Linked DNA regions of Homo sapiens: region 1 is linked to region 2. Evidence: chromatin contacts called from ENCODE Hi-C or POLR2A ChIA-PET data. All regions are on one chromosome and are shown on one strand. The core of a region is the stretch at or near the end of the contact, and the rest is flanking DNA. Distances in the headings are between cores, read along the strand shown. Region 1 overlaps TLE3 (TLE family member 3, transcriptional corepressor). Region 2 overlaps LOC101929129 (a long non-coding RNA gene).

What was found. A loop is a pair of places that touch in the nucleus more often than their neighbours do. ChIA-PET counts read pairs that join two places held with the same protein, here RNA polymerase II (POLR2A). Pooled maps may share reads with other maps.
Region 1: a pooled map shows a loop between it and region 2 (4-fold over the local background). The contact joins two enhancer-like sites. A Hi-C loop is called at or near these places in 5 of 168 maps with a recorded cell type or tissue (B cell, ascending aorta, astrocyte of the cerebellum and 2 more), 1 of 37 single-sample maps with no recorded cell type and 6 of 50 pooled maps. POLR2A ChIA-PET finds 5 or more read pairs at or near these places in 6 of 52 experiments (AG04450, BJ, GM10248 and 3 more).

Annotation. Positions count from the first base shown.
Region 1 is chr15:70,063,732-70,066,655 of GRCh38, reverse strand. It overlaps TLE3 (TLE family member 3, transcriptional corepressor), which reads left to right. Exons shown (of 20, transcript NM_001105192.3): 7 at 438-642; 8 at 2,186-2,202. Among named protein-coding and RNA genes, the nearest start is that of MIR629, 14 kb to the left of the region's middle. Within about 2 kb of position 1,460, at least 2 of the 41 ENCODE cell types and tissues checked have a DNase peak (open chromatin) inside an H3K27ac peak, as active enhancers do.
Region 2 is chr15:70,013,711-70,016,783 of GRCh38, reverse strand. The region is part of intron 2 of LOC101929129 (a long non-coding RNA gene); the gene reads left to right. Among named protein-coding and RNA genes, the nearest start is that of MIR629, 64 kb to the left of the region's middle. RefSeq lists an enhancer at 1,379-1,882. Within about 2 kb of position 1,768, at least 4 of the 41 ENCODE cell types and tissues checked have a DNase peak (open chromatin) inside an H3K27ac peak, as active enhancers do.

The DNA of each region.
Region 1 (2,924 bases), core at 211-2,710, 50 kb before region 2:
TCAGGGTGGAAGATGCTGGCAGCTAATGCTGAAGGCATGTATGCATGAGCAAACACTGCCAGGGCTGTGAGCTTAAAAATGGATCCCTCTCTACTCAGAGGGAACCCCATGACTCTGCGGTTTTTTAAATGCATGCATTCTTTATCTCAGGCTTGGAAACAAACATTGAGAAATTATTTGTGAAACGGGGGTGCAGGGAGTTGGGGGGTGCTTGAAGACATAAATCTTTACATTACAGTCTATTAACAGACTTCCTTCAGCGAGACATTCATGTGAACTGAGCTGGGGGCAAAGGTTTTGGGGGTGCTTCCCCCTGCCACCCACCCAGTGAAGGAGCAAGAGGAATGGGAAGAGCCACTCCCTCCCTCCCTCCTGAGGTGGCCACGCCTCCCCTGCCCTCCCCAACTCAGCTGTACTCACCACCGACTTCATTGCAGCAGCAGCAGCTCCAGGCGCAGCACCTCTCCCATGCCACACACGGCCCCCCGGTCCAGTTGCCACCCCACCCGTCAGGTCTCCAGCCTCCAGGAATCCCCCCAGTGACAGGGAGCAGCTCCGGGCTGCTGGCACTGGGCGCCCTGGGCAGCCAGGCCCATCTGACGGTGAAGGATGAGAAGAACCACCATGAACTCGATCACAGAGGTGCGGCTGGGCTGGGGCAGAGGGTGGGGCGGGGCAGGGGTGGGCATGGGCGCTCATAGGCCTCACAGTGAGTGGACCCAGCAAGTGCTGTCGTCCTAAGACCAGGAGTTACCAAGGATTTGGAGTCATCTGTTGATACCTGGTGCAGGGAAGCCAATGCCATCCGCATCCCATGCACCTTTTCCTACTCCTTGGTGTGGACCTGGTATTCTCTGTCCTGAAGACCCTGTCTGTTCATCTGGAGCTCGCTCCCATCTTCCTACAACACCCTTGCCTGTCCTTCAGGGGCCAGCCCCAGTCCAACCCTTCAGGATGCCTTCCTGGTCAGACTAGGGGCTTTTTCAAGTTCCTGTAAGAGTTTAAGAGTTGGGATGCCAAAGTTGAGTCCTTGTTACTGTCGTCTTACATCCTACCCCTGGAAAATGTCTTGTGCTCACCACGATCATTAGTTCCCTAGGACAGGTGCCAAGTTCTTGGGTGTTTTCCTTACATCTATGTCTCACCAATGCAGAAACCTGGGAAAGGTGCACAGTCAGTGCTCAGGTAAAGGTTTGTTAGCTGACTGCCTGTAAGTGGGGGTAGTGCACACCCCAGCAAGAGATCACATAGACTTGGAGTCAGAACTTGTTCTCTGACCCTCTCTGCAGCCCCTACCATGAGGACCCATGAAGCTGCACCGAGCTTGGCCTCAGGAGTGGTTCATTGGATCAGAAAAGAGAAAAGCCTGGCTCCCTGGGAGGCCCTTTTCAAAAATTGGTGCCAAATGCACTCTGCCCTTAGATACGGTATTTACTGGGGCACGTAGCCAACACCTTCTGAGCACTAGGGACCTGGAATGTCACCATCCTGCCTTGGCCCAGGCCACAGGGTGGTAGCCGGTCCAGGGAACTGGAGGCTACATTTTTTTGTCTTACAGTAGGATGGTCCTTTTGGCAGAGGAAGAGGGGCCTCTCCATAGCAGACAGGAGAACTGGGGAGCTAGTGCTTAGCTGGGCACAGTTTCAGAGGCTTCAGCTTTTAGGGGCATCCTGACAAAGAATCACAGAATGGTGTTAATTTCAAAAACAAAATTAAACCACTGTTAAATTCCTTTTTTTTTTTTTTTTTTTAACAATAAAGTTCTTAACTCCCAGGTCCTACTGGTATTTTATATGGCATGATCCTTCTCAAGCTTGTGATCTTAAGACCCCTAGCCTGCTAAAGAGTAAACTTGGTGCCCTCTGGCATGACAGGGAGAACTGGGTCAAAGGCCTACCCTCCCCACCCTGGGGACTGGGCCTCCCTTGCCCACCCTGGGGACTAGAGGGGTGGGGGCAGCATTGGAATTTGGGTGGCAAATTTCCAAACCGAGAAACGCCACCTAATGGCCCTGCCTTGGCTGATCCACGGAGACAGCAATCCAGGCCTTCTGCTCATTTTAAAACCAGTGCACTAGCAAATCACAAAAGCCAGCTGGACTTAGACTGACCTTTTTCCTTTCTTTTTTGTCTTTTTGTTTTGGGGTGCCTGACCTTCCTCCTGTCCTGGCCTTCTTTCCCCAAAGAGAGAGAATCCAGTGCGGTAAGTGTTGGCACTCTGGAACCCGGAGGGGTGTTTGGGTGCTGGGAGGAGGTGGGACTCGGGGCTCCCAGAATCGCGGGCCTGAGACCAGTCAGTCGGTATCCAAAGCTGGCTTCTGGGTTCCCGCTTCTGCTCTGTGGGTTGTAACTAGGGATTTTGTTGTTTGTTTACTCTTGCTGAGCTGGGAGCTTCAGTGCTGATGTCTTAGTCCAGAGCCAGTGGCAGGGTGAGGGGTAGCTACTGTCATAAAATGGGAGCTGCTGTCGTCACCTGTTGAGAGTGACCTTCAGTTGTGGAAGCCCTTCCTCTCTCCAGGCTTTAGGTCTGCCATTTGTCAAATGAAGAGCTTGGGCTAAATGAGCTCTAACTCCGTTTCATATGAGAGGTGATACTCTGAGAGGTCAGCTGACCAGCCCTGGATCTTCCATTGCGAGGGGCTTTGTGGAGTCTCTGGGCTAAACCCAGGGCTAAGGACCCAGGTGTCCCATGTTCAGGGCCAAGGTTTTTACCACCCCCCTGCTAGGATGCCTCCTGTATGATCTTGCATCCTCCTCATTCCCTTCAAACGCCTGCAGTTTCTCCCTGCTCTGGGCTTTCACTCGATTTAAGAAAGTGCTAGCAGGCGAGCATTAAGGCCAGGCCGCCTGCGTGTCTGCCAGCTCTGAGATTTGTTGTAAATCTTTCTGATCACACTGAGGCTCCGAGGTTCTGTTTCAAGTGAA
Region 2 (3,073 bases), core at 519-3,018:
CAATGGCAGGGCTGGGGTTAGAACCCAGGAAGGTCTGTTTCCTGAAGCCCCGGGTGTTCCCATGTACCACATGGCCCTCCACTGTATGAGAGCTTGCAGGCTTCACAAACAGCCTCTCAGCCTGCTGGAGGTGTCCAGCCTGAAGCCCAGAGCCCTTGAAGGATCTTTGCCCATGTGATGTTGGGGGATCACCCAGCCAGACCCCTGCCCTGCGTTCCCTCAGCTTTCTGGGGAGGATGAGAACATCTGAAGTCAATCGCATTCTAACAACACAGGGTTTCAAAGATAAAGATCAAAGGCAGAGGAGGTCAAAGAAACCAATGTCAGATTCCCCCCAGATTAAAGCAAAAGGAGCCGCACTCCCTGCAGGCTGAAGTCTCCAGGACGCCTGCCTGGAACCCGAAAAACTTCTCCAGCCTAGACTCTCAGCATCTGTCAGCTAGTGCTGTGGTAACAGAGGGCAGGTCACAGATGGACAGAGTCACACAGAACGGGTCAGGGAGTCCTGAGAGGGAGAGAGAGAGAGAGGGACAGAGATGGAGAGAGACACACAGGGAAAGCAAGACACAGCGAGCCAGACAGAGATGTTCAGAACGAGGCAGAGAAGAGAGACAGAGAGAGAGAGAGAGAGAGAGAGAGAGAGAGAGAAAGCAAAACAGAGAGCCACAGATGCAAAGTGAGGTATCGAGGCATAAAAATAGTGTCGGAGTAAAGCAGAGGCCAAGCCAGGCTGGGAGAAATCCTGAGCGCAGGACAAGGCTGGCCCCGGAGGCATCAGTGTGCTGTTGTGCAGGCAGAACTTTCCACTGATCACACCCCCTGCCCGTCAGCCCATCCTTGATCTGCCGTCCTTTGCCTCCACGTGGAGGCTGGCCTGATGTCTAGATGGAAGGCCGAGGCTCCCAGGCAGAGGCTGGCAAACAACCCACCAAACAGGCTGGAGGGGCCCCCTGGGGGTCAGGAGGGCTGCGGGGACCTGGGTCCTCAGGCCCCTTAGAGACTGGAAGCCTCCCACCCCCTACTCTGCTCATGGCCTGGCCAGACCTGCAGGGCCCCCATGGTCCCAAGCCCTCCCGCTGTGGCCTGTGCCTTACTTTCTCCCCTCTCCCTGTGTGCACCAAACTTGTGAAGCCCAAACCAGCCTTCCCCTCCTCCAAGAAACCCACTGGGATTTCTCCAGGCTTCTTTTGTCTGCATTGCAGCCTCATGGTTCAGTGATGCAGTGTTTGTGTTCTAAATGCCGTGCACAGAAGTTCTGTGTTCCCTCTTTCCATCTCGATGTCAAATCCTCTTCCCTTTCCTCTTCCCTCCCCTCCCCACCCAGGCCTCATGGCATGTGCACTAAAAGGCTTCCATGAGGTTCTGAAATGTGCTCTTTTCATTCAGAGAGTGCTCATTCCTTGACTGCCTTCAGCTGATCCTCAGTTCGGAGGGTAGGAAGCAGAGGACAGCGTCGTGCCCAGCCGACCGGGGAAGGAGGCCCAGGCAGGAAGCTTGTGGAGCTAGCAGAGCAGGTCTGAGGCAGGCTCAGCTCTCAGCCTTTTGTTATGGACTGCCCCCTGCCTCCAGCCTCTCTTCCTGAACCTCACTCAGGGCAAGAGTTGAGCATCTGCATTAGGCGGAGGCGGGGTTATTCCACCTTGCTGGCCTGGCTCAGACCTAAGAGCCTCATCCCCACGGGCCCAGCCTGCAACCTGGCCTGAACCTGCTCTCTCACTTCCCTTTCTCAGTGGTCAGCACCTGCTGAGCTCCCCACACCCTTGTTCCCACCCCTGCCAGGCACACCCTCTTCCTTTCCCCAGAGGCCTCCTTCTGGGCTGGTCCTGCTTGGCCAAAGCCAGAGGCAGGGCTACTCAAAGTCCAGTGGGGGGAGAAATGTGAACCCACAACCCACCCAGAAGGAGTGAGAGCCAGGCCATCGGGGACCCCCACATTCGCAGCAGTAGTTTCCCCACCAGACTGAAGTGTGTCTAGGGCTGGGGCCATGCCTGCTGGTCTCTGTATCTCCCAAGCCTAGCCCAGGACTTGGCACTTAGTGGATGCTTGGACAATTGCTGAGCAGGTGAAGAGGGTCCAGGCAAAAGACTGAAGCCCTGACAGCTTCGAGCTTCCCTGCCTTCCTTCCTGCCATCATGATGCCAATGACAAAGTGATGCAAAATAAAAATATCACTGAGCAAAGCACGAACAGCGTCACAGCTGATACCCACAACAACTCTGGTGCCCAAGGCACAGGAGGCTTGGTGACTTTCTCAAGGTTCCCCAAGCCAGTGAGTGGGGAGGGCACAGTTGGACTCTGAGTGTAAGCTCTTGGGCACACTGCTGGACCCCAGGAGAGGCGGGTTCTCACAGCTCCCCTGTGACCTGAGGTGAGTTCCATTTCCCCTCCGAGCTTCAGGCTCCTCGTGTGTGAAATGAGGTCTGAACTCCTTGGGTTCTTCATTCCCTTTTCTCGGTTAACATTTCCTAATAATTTAAGGGAATGAGATCACCTCCACCTCCCTTGATTAAGATTCATGCAATAGTTCGAGGCAAGACTCCTACCTTCAAAGATCTTACAGTATAGTGGGGGTGAGACATAGTCTATCTAATATTCAGACAGTGGGGCTGTGGAAGCCTCAGGGAGGGGAACTGGAGGCCTTCCTGGAGGAGGACGGGATGGGGTGGGCCCGCAGGGAGGAAGCATTTGCCCTGTGGATTTGTCAGGAGGGGAGGGGTGGGTGTGAATGGGAGTGTAGTTGAGAGGAAGAGTGCAGGAGGAGGACACCGGCCAGCTGGAATGGAGAAAGCCATGAGTTTCTAGCAATTTCCTTTTCCAAGCCCCTCTTGCAAGTGAGCATCTTTAATTTATTAAGGGACTGATTTGAAATCATCCTCCCTCTCTCCCTGCCCACACTCCACCCTCCACTGCCTATATTTCCCCTGACCATAAATTTCTTTTTAATGACAGTTTAGAAAATGAGCAAATCTCTAGTGACACTTTTATCACCCCCAGGATACTTTTAATAAGAGGTTTCGGTAGATTGCATTCTGGGAGTGGGGGGAGGGGGAAGGCAAGACGGTAGCTTCACCAA